Linked DNA regions of Mus musculus: region 1 is linked to region 2. A link is a loop called in an ENCODE intact Hi-C map of the cell type or tissue named here. Cell type or tissue: left cerebral cortex. All regions are shown on one strand. Each heading gives the region's core, and the rest is flanking DNA. Links, peaks and the distances in the headings are about the cores only.

Region 1 (8,336 bases), core at 141-8,140, 700 kb after region 2:
GGTTGAAGTATTTATTTACAGAGGAAAACCAAGGCATTAAAAACTATGCTTGCAACCAAATAGGAACAACAATATCAACCAGCCCTCTCCCCCCCAGAACTCCCAGGGGCTAAGCACATGGCTTCAGCTGCATATGTAGCAAAGGATGGCATCGTTATGCATCAATGGAAGGAGAGGTCCTATGAAGGCTCAATAGACGCCCCAGTGTAGGGGAATCGAGGGCGGGAAGGCAGGAGTGGGTGGGTGAGTGGGTGGAGGACACCCTCATAGAAACAGGGTGAGGGAGGATGTAATAGGGTGTTTCCCAGTGGGTAGCAAACTGGGAAAGGGAATAACATTTGAAATGTAAATAAAGAAAGTATCCAATAAAAAAGAAAAAGAAAGCGAACTATGCTTCCATTGGCAATGTCTGCAATGTCCGAGTCAGCAGAGGACTTGGCATGGAGTAAGCGCTGAGAGTTTGTGTGAACCAATGCATGCACAAGAATGAGCAAGTGCACAAATGAATGGAGATAAAATTGAAATATAAAAAAAAAATGGATAAAGTCATGGTAGATAACCCAGCCCTGCATGCTGACATCTGAATATATAAGGTATGTATGTACTTTGAGCCCTCCCTTGGGACTTTGAACTTGCCTGACATAAAGGCTCACATTCCTGGAAACAGGCAAAGTGCTGACTTTATCTTTCTATATTTTTTTTAAATCCCCTTCTTGGCCTCTCACGGTACCGTCATTTCTCCCGGCCTTCGCTTTCTTCTACCTCAAAGTCTGCTTCTGTGTGTGGAGTCAGACTGGCTCTCATTTCGGTAGACTCTGGTCTGTTGCCAGACTGCTGGGTTCACATCCAAGTATAGTACATATTAGCTCAATGACCTTGAACAACTGCTTTGACTTTCCGATCATATTTACCTCACCTGCAAAATGGAGTTGATACTAGTTCCTCCTGAAGAGCTGATCAGTTACTGTGATGAGGCAAAGCCATCCTCTACACAGGCCCTCACACCCAGACTGTGGGACACAAGTGCTGACTGCTACTGTAGATCTACAAGGCTGGCACCTCACATCTCTGCCGGGCCTGCCCATAGGGCTGTGGACAAGGGTAGATCACCAAAGGGCTGTTGATGTTCCTAGCTATATTTGGATTTTCCATCAGCACATAGCCTTAACCAGAGAGAGGGCCTAAAGTCTGGGTTACTATGAGCTGCACCCTCTTAAGCCTGCTACAAGAAGTTAAACACACTGCTCCGCAGAAGGCTGTAGCAGGTAGCCCTGCAGTCTTTCCTGCTCCCTGCCACACCTTTAAAGCTATCCATAAACCCTGGTCCTGGAAGCATTCCTCCCTTCCTCTCTTGGCAAGAATGTTTTATGCCAGGCCTTTTTCACCTGTTCCACTTTGCCTGTGCCCTTTCCTCTGCCTGCATTATTCAACACCTGCCTTTCCTGTGTGTTCTGTGTCTATGAAAGAATCTGTTTGATTGCCTTAAGGGCAGGCTGTAAATTAATAAATAAACCGGAGGGCCTAAAATCCAGGCTTCTATATGTATTTTTGCTTTCTGTGTTTCAGTCTGTGATCATGGCAGTCTGAATATATCAAATGGAAAATTCCAGAAGTAACCTACTCCTTAAGTTTTCAATTGCACAACATTCTGAATATCGCAGGGGAATCTCAAGACATACTGCCCTAACCTGCCCAGGACATAAATCATCATCCTGTTCCAGGGTATATGCACTGTATATTCTACCCTCCTGATGGGCTAGTACACACGAGTTATCCAACTGTCACAGTACCTCAGTGCTTATGATAAAATTAACTCTATCTTACCTAATAGTTTCCTCAACACACAAGAAAAAAAGTGAATATGCCAAGAGAAGACTCTTGAGTGAAAAGATGAAAGTTCATCCAGGTAGTGGTGGCACACCCCTTTAATCCCAGCACTCGGGAGGCAGAGGCAGGCAGATCTCTATGAGTTCAAGGACAGCCTGATCTACAGAGTGAGTTCCAGGACAAGCCAAAGCTACACAAAGAAGCCCTGTCTCAGAAAACAAAGCAAACAAACAAAAAAAGATGACAGTTCATTACGGCTGTGTACTGGGAAAGGAGCAGATTCAGGGCTCGGGACTATCTACGCCCCACCCCTTGCTGCAGAGCTAGTGACAGTTGGTAGGTGCTGAGGGAGGGGGATATCATTCTTCCCTGAGGGTGTGGCCACTGTGGGTTCCCAGGCACATATGCACAACACCAATCAGAATTAGTGGGTTATGACACACCAAGAGAAAAGAAGACGGGAAGATGGGAGAGGCAGTGTTGGGGGTGGGGGGATATAGAGAGTTGAAGGGGAGACGTAGAGGGGTGTGTATGATCATGTTTCCTTGTATATGAATATGAGATTCTCAATAAAAAAGTAAAACAGAGAGCCTTTTTGATGATTGTGTTCTATTGTCTTATATAAATATGCTACCAGTGATCTATCCCCCTACTGAGGAAGAAAACACTGGACCTCTGCATCCTTTAAATACCACATGGAGAAAAAAGAGTTCTGTTGGTCCCTGTGTTTCTTCTCTGTGACCAGGTCTGTCCAATGGTCTAGCTTAGGTACAGGTGAGATGAATGTGGGAATTATAAAAGGAACTTCCTGCCAAGCAACTTGGCAATGAATGGCGAGACCCTGCTCCCTTTTCTGGGCCCTGTGGTCACTAACTCAGGAAGAATAACTCTTTCTAGGGGTCCCCACACAAGTTAAAATGGGCTTGGCTACATAGGTGAGAATATAAGAAGAATTTTACCCTGGAAATAAGGCTGAGTTTTCAGCAGCCAGGATAGTGTAACAATGCTGTTAAGAAATATAATCTAAAAATCTCTCCCTCCCCCTCCTCAGACTACAGCCCTGGAGCTTGGACTGACTAGTGGAGCCCCAAAGGAAGCTGGCTCTTCAACCATTAGTAGCATCCTGGGTGTGGCCAGTAAAACAGATAAGTCAGCGCTGTGACTTTAACAGGGCTGAACTGGCTGGCCTGCTGCAGGCTTGACTGCAGCGAGCTCTGCAGTGCAGCACCTGGCTGAGCCAAGGCTGTCCCAGCACCTCCCCTGAACCCAGGGCTCTCAAGCCGCCCCCAGCCTGCAAGCAGCAGGACCTTGGTGAGCTTTGATTAGGCCAAGAGCTCCTGGTGGCCTTAGATTAATACCTGGGGGAGAAAAGACGCAAATTCTGCTTTCTTTAAACGAGGCACTGTTTCAATAATTCATCAGAGGCAAAGTGGTTAATGGGAAACAAGTAATTCCTAAAGCTTGGGTCAAAGAGCTTTCAGACACAGCGTAGCATATCTGCAGAATATTCAAGAAAGCCCTTGAGCCTGGGGGATATCTCTATTGGTGAAGTGCTGCTTATCCCGGGATCATATATCACAGGACCTGAATTTGAATGCCTAGAACCCACATTTAAAAGCTAGGAATGCTAGCAGACACCTGTAATCCTAGCACTAGAGACACACAGAAGACATGAGAGTCCTTGGGCTTGCTGGCTAGCCAATCAAGCCCAATCTGGGAGCTTCAGGGTCTCTTTGAGAAAGCCTGTCTTTAAAAAGCAAAGTAGGAGAGAACAAAGGAAGATGCGTAATGTCAACCTCTGTCCTATAAACACACACACACACACACACACACACACACACACGTCCTGAATCCATATGGCTTTGCTTTCTTATTTTCACACTAACTGGGAATGTTTTCTGCTATGATCGTGATGTCTTGCCAAGATTTACTTAACCTTGTGTGGCAAAATCTCTACAAGTAGAAGCAACGCGAATCATCTGAGAGATAGGAGACAAGCGCCTTCTGAGGCAGGTTTCTCTGCTCTGTCACTGCTGGCTGAAATGTTCATGCAAGCTGGGTGCCTAGAGAGTGTCCGTCCATCAGCTGTACCCCCACTTCCCTCTTCTCCCTCTACGCGTTCTTTATATAAGATCTCCTCGCGGTTACATAAAGATATATGGAACACAGAGCCAATTAAGTGTCTTTCCACGCCTCTTTCATCTTCCCACACCTTCCAGCTCTCCTAACAGAGATGAGAAACCCAATTAGGCCGATTAAAATAGCAGGGCTCTGTGATAGCCCCGTGTAGGCGCTGCTGCAGAGTACTGTATCTTACAACCTGCAAGAAAAGGCCCAAAATGGAAACAACGATATTAATATGCCCCCATTCCTGTTGGATCATCATTTAGCTTGTCAAACTAACTCATCACGGCAGAGCCGAATGTTCTAGCCCCTTCTGGGATGCTCGGGCTTGTGTCTCCCTCCCCCTTGTCCTGTTAAGAAGGAAGCGAAGCATCAGGCAGAAAATAAAAGGGTGAGAATCTCAGAGTTTGGCTTTATTTGAGCATTTGATCGTAGGCTAATTCTTACTATAGCCAATGACAGTGCCCACAGAATGAGAGCCGAAAAATTACCCATGTCCGTGGGTAATGCGTGGGATTAGAGCAAATGGCCTAAATAGCTTTCCAGTTCATATGTTTGGAGGGTTCTGCCACCTTGTGGTCAAATGGCGCCACTGCAAGATGCTGAGGTCTCTCTAAGTCTGCATATTCAGGAAGAAAGTCTTCATATTCAAAAATGTATGTAATACCTACCTCCGCAGAGGTACCTGCTCCGGTGGGGTAAGGTATATTTAGGGTGCTTTTCCAAGTTTGATGTGGAAACACTTTTGACTCTGTCATCAGGAAGTTTTTATTGGGGTTTTATTGAGAAGTACAACCCTTAAAGGTTGTACACGTTATATAGAGACAGAGATGACATCTGCAGTAGTTTGAATAGGGACGGCCACCATAGACTCATGTGTTTGAATGATTGTCCCATAGGAAGTGGAACTATTAGGAGATATAGGTATGGACTTGTTAGAGTAGGTGTGGCCTTGTTAGAGGAAGTGTGTCACTAGAAGGGCGAGCTTTGAGTTCTCCTATGCTCAAGCTATGCCTAGTGTGGCAATCTCCTATTGCTGTCTGTGGATCAAGATATAGGACTCTTGGTTCCTTCAATACCAATATCTACCATGACTAAAATGGACTAAACCTCTGAAACTGTAAGCCAGCCCCAGTTAAATGTTTTCCTTCATAAGAGCTGTGATCATGGTGTCTCTTCACTTAGACAACATCTTAGGTCCTCCTAAACTAGACTGACAGAAAAAAAATGTTGGTGGATTTAGGCAGGCTTTTCCCTTACATTACACCTTGAGATGAATGTTCAAAATAAAGAAGAAAAGACACCAGCTAAGTGACATCCTAGACACACAGGTTTTACAGCTTGCTGAAACAGCTGTCTATTGTGACTTCGAGGTAACTGAGACCATCACACACCTGATGATACATAATTTTCCAGGATCGACAATGGTTATTAAGATATATATGACAAACTCCACATGGATAGAAAGTCAGTTAACTGCTATGCACATAATAAGCACCTACAGTAAGGCTCCTCCAGGTAGCTAACTGTCACCTTAGAAGATGAGACTGGATTCTGTCTTGTGTCTCAGGAACCAATGATCTGGTCACGTGACTTCTGGTCCCCTCCACCCACGTGCCTTACTTTAGATTTCTGGTGTGGATGAAGTCTGAGAGGGACGGGAGGGACTGACACCTGAGTCTTCTGTGTTCTTGACTCTCTGAGGATCATTTCAGCTAAACATTCGCCCTCTGTAACCCCCCCCCACCCCGTTCTCTGATAAGAGACTGTGTTGCCTTTGCCTTACAATGCAAAGGCAGGTTCTCAAAGAGCTAAGGAGGTCTGGAGTTAACAGAGCGAGGGAGATGGTGAGTGCAGCTAGGGTGAGAGTGTGGATGGAATAGAAACAGCTATGTGGTGATTGACAGCCTCAGGTGATAATACTTATGCAACGTAAGAAGTTCCCTAGCATCTATATGCACCATGAGTTGGAGAGATGGCTAAGCCATTGAGAGCACTGGCTACTCTTCTTGAGGACCGGGGTTCCACTCCCAGCTTCCGCAGGACAGCTCACAACTACCTGGAACTCCAGTTACGGGAGATCTAGCATCCTCTTTGGGCTTCTGTGGGCACAAATGGTGAACAGGCATACATGGAAGCAAAACACCCTTACACACAAAAGATTAAAAATAAAAAAAATTGAAATTAATAAAACAATATGCAACTCATCCCCCCCCCCCCCAGGTGCACATAACAATACTTTCCCATGCCAGTGGTCAGCCAGGGTCACTCCATCTAGTAACCTTCCTCCATGAGCTTGTCTTTCCAGATTCTTGCTCTCCTCACCCCCAAAAACGATTTTACATACTGGCTCCAGACTAATGGATTCCCTCTCTTTCCTCTGGCCATCCAGAAATGAGTGGATGAGCCTGAGGCACTGGGACTGCAAACATATGCTATAGAACCTGTCAGTCTCAGAGGGCATAGAGCCTCCCCCACTTCTTCTGATACCCCAAAGAAGGAAATCCCACTCTGCCATGTGTACCTGAACCTCCTCAGACGTTCAAACACTGCTGCTGTCTGTCCATCTTTGTTGTTACGGACTCTTTCAATAAACCTCTTACCTAAAAAGACAATCCAGGGCTGGAGAGATGGTTAAGAGTACTGCCTGCTCTTCCAGAGGTCCTGAGTTCAAATCCCAGCAACCACATGGTGGCTCACAACCATCTGTAATGAGATCTGACGCCCTCTTCTGGTGTGGCTGAAGACCAGTGTACTTATGTATAATAAAATAAATAAACCTTTAAAAAAAAAAACAGATAACTCAACTCTTCACCCTTCACCCCACGACCTTCACCCTTCACCAACCACTTACACTTGGTTTTACCAGGAAAGGGTGGCAATTCCAGTATGTCAGTTAATGGCTTGCTAAGCTCCTGGTTTGAGGTGACTCTAAAGCTCATTTGGGGGATAATGAACTCATTAAATATGTGGGCGGGGACTTTGGTTTTACTAGTCCTTGGAGACTCTGACAACCCAGGATGGTCACAGCGAGTAGGAGTACAATGTTTTGAATACACTGAGACTTAACAAAAGGTAAGTGTGGTCGGTGGGCAGCTGAGCCACTCAGCTGTCCCCACTCAGATACCATATTCACAAACAGTATACTCTACCCTGGAAACAATGGACTCTCAACCCAGGAGCAAGATGGGAGACCTGAGCTAGAAAAGGTTAAACTTGGAGCATGCTCCCTCCCACTTCCTCCCAACCATATCCCCACCCCCCACCCCATCCCCACCCTGCCCTAAAGTACTCTGCCCTTTGGTTTGTTGTCTTCAGGCAGGTGGCAGGAAAGACTGGCTTCTGTGGCTATTTCAAGGTCATCTTACAATACAGTTCAAGTCAATGACAATTGAAATCGATTTGCCCCAGGACAGGATGACACCCTGTAGGACGTGAGTCAGGTTATCTGAAGGTTTCTACAGCTAAGGACTGGCACTCTCCTGCTGACAGAAGTGCTTGCCAATTCTGCAGTGGAGACAGCAGAGCATTGCCCCGCCCTCACTCCCAGGCTTGGGGAAAGGAAAGAGGCAGAGACTTTGAGCACAGGTAACCAAAGAGAATGGGAACAGACTCCAAGACAACATGGCGGGTGGGGCCGGCACATACCTCAGGGTAGCTGGACCTGTCACCTCGAAATCAGGCTAAGATGAAGGGATGCTTACGGTTATTGCCTAACCCCTAATATCTCTCTGTCTCCGTCTCTGTCTTTCTCCCTTTCTGGCAGTCTAGTGGCACCCATCACTCCACCTAAAGATGATGGTCTCAGTTCTATAAAATAGCAGTAAGCCAATCCATTGAAATCACTCTTAAGAATCATTGGTTTGGAACATAATCATGATCTCATTATTTTACAAATTATAAAACCATGTTTCAAATTACCTTTTAAAAAAAAAAATGTGCCTGAAACGCGCCTTTGCGAGAATCCCTCTGGAGCTCTTTCTCAAGGAGAGGGCTTAGCACAGCCTGGGGTCCATTAACCGTGTGCTTCTCTTTAATGAGTTTCATGCTGATAGAGAAAACCACATGTAACAAAATACCTCGGTTTCTCAAGGCTCATCATTCATCCTTTACCAGTGGGGAAGATGAAATCCCATCCACCACTGAACCATGCACGTGAACATTCAACATACTCCAGCCATTGAGGGGTGTGACTGGTTGCCTTGGTAACATGGTGAAATTTTTCACCTGGGGCTTTCTGAGATCGTGGGCTTCATCCTGAGCCCACCTGTAAGATGTCCTGAGTTTATTCTATGCTCAGTGTTGGGATATACCACTCCAATAGAGGGCAGTTCACTTGTGGATTCTCTGCTCCTGTCTCACTCTGACAGATGGTATACTGTGGG
Region 2 (8,336 bases), core at 11-8,010:
CCAGGTGTTAGTGCTGGACAACCAATCGGCAGCAAGATAAAGCTGTTCATACACAATCAGTAACAGATCCAAATCTCTCATCTAAGACTCTCCCTTTTCAAGCATTTTGAATTGTGTATTTGAATGTGTGTCTGTGTTGGTGTATGTGCATATGAGTGCAGTTGCCCATAGAGGCCAGAGGAGGGCAGAAGAGGCTCTGGAACTGGAGTTACCAGGTTGTTGGGCATCCTCTCCCACTGGACCTTGTTCCTGGGAACCAAACTGGAGTCTTCTGCAAAAGCAGCAGTAGCTTTAACCTGACCACTGGGCCACATGTCCCGCCTACAAGTCTCTTTAAATAACCTTTATTCATCTTATTTATATTCTATACAGACTTCGTTTTTGAAAATGCTTTTTTTTTGAGATAAGATTTTCACTGCTTGGCTGCCCTGGAACTTGCTAAGTAGACCAGAATAGCCTTAAACTCATAGCAAACCTCTGTATGTTGACCATTATGAAAAGTTTTGTACCTGTTATTGATTGTGTATGAACAACTTTAGCTTGCTGCCGATTGGTTGTCCAGCATTAATACTTGTGAGTTATTGACTTAAGTCATGTTTGGATGGTAATGAGATACCTAGACAGCAACACTTCTGTCTTCAGTTTCCAGGGTCTCCCATTCATAGCAGTGCTGTTCCTCCAAGTTAAACTTTTCATATACATCTGTGAGGAGAAAGGAGAGACACAAAATGTGTGGGGAGGGAGGGAGGGACTGAGGGAGGGAAGGAGGGAGGGAGAGAGGGAGGGAAGGAGGAAGCAATTGTTGTTACTACCAGTTTAAGTTGGAGTCAGTCTTTATCTTTTCTAGGAAATCAGACCAGATGTCTAAGGTAAGTACCCAGATAAATAAAATAAAATCCAATCAAACATTGGTATTTCTGAAATTCAGTGAACATGGGGGAGGAGAGAAGTTAGCTCATAAAGAACAGCACACAGTTCCTGTTTTAGGACATGGAGTCTCTTACTTATGCATTTTTACAAAGCAAATCTCAGTTCACCTAGGACTCAGATGGTCTACCACTTTTGGACAATCCCTCTTTAGAATATGAAGAGCCTGTGAACTCTTTAGAAACTATATTAAAGTTACCTTCTAAACTTAAAGAAGAGCAGGAATTTGGTGAAATCAGATGGTGAGTCTATTAGTGTCTTAGTCCGGGTTTCTATTCCTGTACAAACATCACGACCAAGAAGCAAGTTAGGGAGGAAAGGGTTTATTCAGCTTATACTTCCACATTGCTGTTCATCACCAAGGGAGTCAGGACTGAAACTCAAGCAGTTCAGGAAGCAGGAGCTGATGCAGAGGCCATGGAGGGATGTTCTTTACTGGCTTGCTTCCCCTGGCTTGCTCAGCCTGCTCTCTTATAGAATCCAAGACTACCAGCCCAGAGATGGTCCCACTCACAAGGGGCCTTTCCCCCTTGATCACTAATTGAGAAAATGCCTTACAGCTGAATCTCATGGATGCACTTCCCTAACTGAAGCTCCTTTCTCTGTGATAACTCCAGCCTGTGTCAAGTTGACACAAAACTAGCCAGTACACTTAGGGTTAAGTGTATAAAGAGGAAGCCACTTTCCAACATCCCAGTTGTAAAGTGGAAGAAACATAGCACAAAGAAAAAGAAGAGGGGGAGGAAGAGGAGGAAGAAGAGGAGGAGGAAGAGGAGGAGACTGCAGACTTTATTAACAGGTGTGATGGCTAATATTGTCGACAGGAAAGAGTCTAGAATCTAGGGATTGTGAACTGTTGATTGAAGTCATGTTTGGGTGGTAATGAGATGTCCACACAGTGGCACTTCTGTCTTCTGACTCTGAGTTGATTGTGAGGGAGTGTGCTGTAGAGTGTGAACCACGAGTCTCTATAACATAATGCCATCTGTCAGGTGAGAACTGGTAATTGCCCAGCCTGGCGCACAGCACATGGTCCAAGCCATAAGACTCAGCAGATACATGATGACTTGGGAATACGCTTGTACCATAAATGAAAAGGAATTTGAATGAAGTTGAATATAGAAAAGTATTCTCAATTATATATAAAGAGAAAGGGGGTATAGGTATATTTATCCACAGAGATATTGATTTCCAAAGAAGGGAAAAAGAAATGGGAATTAATAGAGGTGTTTTATTTTTTAATTTAATTATATTTGTAATTCATTTTTTACAATCCATATTCCATTCCCCGCCCCTCCCCACCTGCCCTCCGACTGCTCCACATCCCATACCTCCTCCCCACTCCACCCCATCTCCATGTGGATGCCCCCACCCTCCACCTCACCTGACCCCTAAACTCCCTGGGGCCTCCAGTCTTTTGAGGGTTAGGTGCTCTTGCGCGCACTCAACTGGCCAGGAAGAACGACGCTGCAACAGGATCCTTCTGCACACGTTTATTCAGTCCTGTTTCTTCTTTCTCTATATCTCCCTTGTTTATATCTCCCTTGTTTATATCTCCCCCGAACCCTGGGCCTCTCACTCTTTTATACTCTCAGTTCCCATCCACGCACAGCAGGCCACGCCACCTCACCAGGCATGCAGCTTCAGCTAATCAGAGCAGCAGGGGCATATCTCCATCAAAATGGATTCACCAGTATCCTGGTACACCTGCGCAGCTCTCAAGATGTTTGTGGCTTATATGAGGAAGTTAGGTGCAAGTCATACGACTTAGCTGCAGTCCCTGGCGCCTTTGGGACTGCTGCCACACCCGCTCCTCACAAGGTGCTTCATCTCTGAATGAACATAGACCTGGAAGTCCTCTACTGTATGTGTGTTTGGGGCCTCATTTCAGCTGGTGTATGCTGTCTGGTGGTCCAGTGTTTGAAAGATCTCAGGGGTCCAGATTAATTGAGACTGCTGGTCCTCCTACAGAATCTCCCTTCTCCTCAGCTTCTTTCAGCCTTCCCTAATTCAACCACAGGGGTCAGCTGCTTCTGTCCATTGGTTGGGTGCAAATAACTGCATCTGACTCTTTCAGCTGCTTGTTGGGTCTTTCAGAGGGCAGACATGCTAGGTCCCTTTTTGTGAGCACTCCATAGCCTCAGTAACAGTGTCAGGCCTTGGGACCTCCCCTTGAGCTGGATCCCACTTTGGGCCTGTCACTGGACCTTAATTTCCTCAGGCTACTCCAAAGAAATTCCAAAGAAATGGGAATTGATATAAGTATTTTCAAGGATACATAGATAAATGAATAATTCTAGGCTTTTGATCTCAATACTTGGGAGACAACGGCAGGAACAGATAGGTTTCTTGTGAGTTCAAGGCCAACCTGAATCCCAAGTTGGGGCCTGTTGGGGCCCAAAGACATTTCAGCCATTGCCTCTGACAGGGGTTTCTAGATTAGGTTGAGGTGGGACGACCCTCTTTAAATGTGGGCATCCTCTGTCCACTAGCTGGGGACCCAGATTGAGTAAGAAGAGAAAGTGAGCTGAGTACTAACTTAAACTTTTCTGCTTCCCGATTGTGGTCATCCACCTGCCTCTGCCTGCTGCCCCGCACCTGTGAGCCAAAACCGATCCTTGCTTCCTAACTGTTGGTAGCTGTTTCATATTATAGGAGCACACGGCTAGCACAGAAAATGATCCCCTAAGTGGGGAGGCATCTTAATCATGTATCACACATCACTCCTTGCAAAGGCTCACACTGGATGCACTCACTAGGCACAATGCCCCCTGTGACTCAGGCACTGATCTATCTGTTCATTCATCGATTTGGGGTTGCCTGTCACAATGTTTCTCTACTAAACTATTCTGGCACATAGCATTTTCCTTGTGTGATAAAGATTTATTTAGCTTTCAAAATGCAAGTTCAATTTTTGTTAATTTTATTTTGGGTGGATGGGGCTCAGTTTAGAAGGGAATTCCTTAAAAAATAAAAATTAGTTCAAAAATTACAAGCATTATTATATTTTTAAAAATGTTCTTCATTGGAAAGTGATATGTTCAGCATGACAACTTATAGGCAGACACACAATTTATACAGTTCTATTTTAGTTTTCTCTTGGCTCTGAGTCATGGGATTCCTTCCCCCCATTGGTTGAATCTTTCAACTTAACTCATTTCAGTTCAGGACTCTTGACCTCTCAGCTTATTGTCTCTAAGGAAATGACCAGGAAGGATCGCGCATCAGCGTTTCTGAGTAAGAATAATGAATGGGCATTTGGAATGAGTAAGAGTTAGTCTTCCACTCTGTCCCACCTAGGCCACGTGTTTGCCTTGTGCTTCATTTCCCACAACTGGAAGCTCCCAGCTGAATAATCAAATCCAAACACGCTGAGCTAATTGAAGAAAGGTGCTATGTAAACACTAGGTACTGTTATTATGGTCATTTTCCCAGACCTTGGGCTTCCCACCCACTTCCTCTAAAATGACAAGGGCAACCACAGCATCTTCCTTGTTGGTACGGATTGAGAGCAGTACCTTTACTGCCCCCTAGTGGTTTCCTCTCTGTAATCAACAGAGTGCAGGAGCCTGACAAATTATTCTAAAACATGCTAGTTTTGAAGAGGGAACGATACACAAAAGTTTTCTAAATCACTTTTAGATCTCAGGCTTCTATCTCCTCCCACCTCCACCTCCAGGGCACTGGAGGAACCCAGGAGCACGCCGTCACACCAGTTTAATCTCAATGGTGATTGAACCCAGTGCTTCAAAGGTGACGGTCCTTAGCCCTTGATTAATATTTCTATTTTTTAAGGACTAGTTTTTAATTTTACTTATGTGTATGTGTCTGAGTCCGGGTCTGGGGTATGTGCACATGAGTGTAGATGCCAGATAAGGTCAGAAGACGTCAATCCCGGGAGGGGGAGATACAGCCAGTTGTGAACCCTGGACATGAGTTCTCAAAACTTGGTTCTCCACAAAAGCTACAAGCACTTTTAACCCGAGCTATATCTTCAGTCCTTTAGAATAATAGTTTTCAATAAGATATTTATTCTGTGAGAATGCTGATGAATTTTCAAATTTAAACAGATCGCCAGCCTCTGAGCAGTGAAGGCATAGGTTTTTTTCTTCCCTTTTATTTTCTTGGTAATCCAAGCATTCATATCCTTAGCGCACATGTTTCCATCCTTACATAAGAGTCTATGTTATGGACAATTTTAGGGGTTATGGCTGCTTATCAGAGGAATGATTTCTGGAGTTTTATCTTATCTCTAATCTACCAGGATCCAGTTGGATGAGGCCTAAGCTCTTAACAAAAGAAGCTATTGGTTCTTACTGACCCAAAGATCATTAATTCTTAAAAGGAAAACATTGAAATGAATGGCTGTTAAAGCTATTCATTGATCCACCAGGCTTTCTCTGTCTGTTCCTCTGTCTCTGTCTCCCTCTCTGTCTCTCCCTCTCCCTCTCTCTGTCTCTCTCTGGCAAAGGACAATGGAACCATAGTGGCTTGGGTCTCCAGAAGCTGACTGTTGGTTTGTACTGGTTTCTCCCAAAGGTCCTGATACCTCTTTGGAGATCACTAAAGCATCATGGAAAGCAGGAACTGGCCTGGTTATCACTGGTTTTTATTTGTTTTGTTTTATTCTGTTTTTACTTAAGACTCAATTAAAATGCTTCATATAAATTTGCCCACCATTACTTCAATCTGATTTTTTTTTCTATTATTCTTTAGTAAATTGATTTCACAGACAATGAAGCACAAGAACAAACTCTCAAAGCCCCCCTCCTTGCTCACTCTTTTGATACTGTGTGAGTGTATAGACACCTGTGCCAACAATCAGTGTGATGCCAGATGTCGGCAGAGCAAACCAAGGAGTTGAAACAAAGCCATGAAGTCCATCCCAACATACACAACATACTAACACAGCACACTAGATGATCCTGAAGGACACCCAAGTGCTGAGATCCAGCTGTTTGGGATTCTACAGTTGTGCAGAGGGCAGAGAATGGCAGACTTTACCTGAGACAGAGAAAGGACAATGTGGCAAGACCCTTGAAGGCTTTGACTGGACAGTAAGGCCCAAAGGTTGGTAAAGCCATTTAATAAAGGCAGAACAGGGAAGGGCCTGGCGGTGTGGGGTTATGTGTGCAGAGGCGTTGGAACTATGAACTCTCCTGGTGAGTCAAAGAAAGAGTATGCAGACACGGACTAGCTTGTGCTCAAACTCATTCATCTCATCCCTTAGATGATGATCCAAGAAAAAAACATGGCCACTCATTTTTAACAGGGGAAAAAAATGGGAGATTATATTTGTTATCATTTAAGTTTTAATCTATGAGCATATAGTATTTGGAAGATAGTTCTGTTTTAACCATAGCTATAGAGTTGGAAGAGCTTATATAATATATTCAAATGTGGGTGAGTTTATTTTGTGAGTACTCTCTCCCTTCCAGGTACACATGACTAAGGCACTGGGCACTCTCAGTCAGCTCAGCATTACCCTGGATAGATAGTGTCAGTTACCAGGTACCAACCACCCAAGAAGTGAAATCCAACCTTTCAAGAGTAAGATGTAAAGGCAACTTTAAAAGAAGTCCATTCCCCTGTTCCCATCCATGTGCCATCTTCAGGGACAAAGCCCATCTAGGCATATAAGAAGCAAATGGAAGCAAATTCATCCATGTGACAGAACCATAGCTCTATTGTACTTAGCGAGGGAACGCTAAAAAGCCCTTTCCCAGATGACTAGTCAATTTAACTGGCTTGCTCAGCTTGGGTTGCCATGGTTACAGTTTTTCTTCCATGCCCTGGCTCACTCACAGGCCTCTGGCTCTGGATGGGAGTGGACTGAGAACAGGAAACACTGCTCTGCCCACCCTGTTTCCTTCCAGCTCAGCACTAGGAAGTGCTGAGGACATGAAGGTGTTCACGCAAGTCAGCTCCGGACTTTCGCTGACATCCGCTCAGTTAGTTCCTGACTTGCTTCGGGAAAGCACTGTGCTCCCAACTGAGGAACAAATCGGCAGTAGGAGGTGCTCACATGTGTCCCTGTGGTTAGGCCACTGCTAAGAGTCTCACCTAGAGTCACCCTCATAGACTCCCAGAGCCTCCCCCATCCAAGGTCTTTGGTGCATCCTAGAAATGCTCCCTACCCACCATCCCCCATTTCTGTTCACTCTCCTGTCCTACCTGCATCTTATCCCCTTCCCCATCCATTCCTCTTTACATCCCCTCTCCCATTCAGTTATCTCCCTACATCCACTTCAGATGACAACTTTATTTCACCTTCTGAGTGAGATTCACACTCTCCCTTGGACCCTTCTTAACTATGTACTGGGATTCCTTGGAGACCACTGTGAACTCAACTTTGACGAGTATGCCAATCAGTCACGTTTCACATGGAGGTCTGTGGGTGGGAGAAACAGCTACGACTGTGACTGCACAGGTAGTGGATTTATAAGGACATGCTGAGACTTTGTTAGTCAAAGCCTTGTCACAATGACACAACATGTGAAGACGCTATTGACAGCTATATTCATCACTTCTGGCCTGGATATACAGGTGCCCTGTGTGAGATGGGCATAAATGAATATGCTAGCAACCTCTGCCAATCTGGGGGGAGGGATGTTCCAAGCTGTTCTCAGAGGATTAATAGGGACGAATTACAGGTCTGTCTTCCTCCTTCAACTACCTTGGAGCCTCAAGCTATGTTTGTATCTGTCATCCCAGACTCACAGACAGGAGTCTAGCATAACTGTCCTTTGAGAGGCTCCACCCTGTAGCTATAGAAACAGATGCAAGACCCACAGGTGAATATTAAATGGAGCTTTGGAAGTCTGTGGAAGAGTTGGGGGGAGAATCGACCCAGAATGGAAAGGAACTCTACAAGAAGACTATTATAGTCAACTAACCTATAGTCTTGGGAGTTCCCAAAGACTGAACCACCAAACAATCAACATTCAAGGGCTGGATCTAGGTTCCCTGCACATACGTAGCAGATGTGCAGTTTGGTTTTCATGTAGGTTCCGCAACAACTGGAGCAGGACTTACCTTGACTCTGTGGATCCTATTCCCCTAACTGGGCTTCCTTGTCTGGCCTCAGTGGGAGAGGATGTGCCTAGGGCTGCAGTGACTTGAGGCACCCAGGTGAGTTAGTTACCAGTAGGAACCTCCCTCTTCTCAGAGGTGAGAGGAGTGGCCATGTGAGGGGAGAAGCCATGTGAGAGGGGACTTGGGGTAGGGTGGCTGCAATCAGAATAAATGAATGCATTAATGTATAAATTAATGTAAAGATATTTTGGGAGAGAATTGTGAGTTATTATTACATACAGGTTAAATACAAAGCAGGAAAATCAAGAAATTGCTGGACCCCCATATGGTAGCACATGTCTGCAATCTCAGTCCTCAGGAGGAGGCTGACACAG

What was found. Hi-C counts contacts between places; a loop is a spot of excess contacts. Peaks named below come from ENCODE experiments on the same cell type or tissue, not always from the same donor. Only the 100,000 strongest peaks of a DNase experiment are listed, where the experiment ranks them.
Region 1: it touches region 2 in a loop (3-fold over the local background); 4 of 42 quality-filtered maps call a loop at or near these places.

The regions. Positions count from the first base shown.
Region 1 is chr14:67,989,509-67,997,844 of GRCm38, reverse strand. No RefSeq gene overlaps it. Among named protein-coding and RNA genes, the nearest start is that of Gm41189, 42 kb to the left of the region's middle. In left cerebral cortex, for the core only: a CTCF peak has its summit at 4,534 (motif pointing left); DNase peaks (open chromatin) are centred at 4,090 and 4,476; H3K4me3 peaks cover 348 bases; H3K27ac peaks cover 1,207 bases.
Region 2 is chr14:68,692,056-68,700,391 of GRCm38, reverse strand. No RefSeq gene overlaps it. Among named protein-coding and RNA genes, the nearest start is that of Adam28, 40 kb to the right of the region's middle. In left cerebral cortex, for the core only: a CTCF peak has its summit at 4,460 (motif pointing left); DNase peaks (open chromatin) are centred at 1,917, 4,439 and 6,713.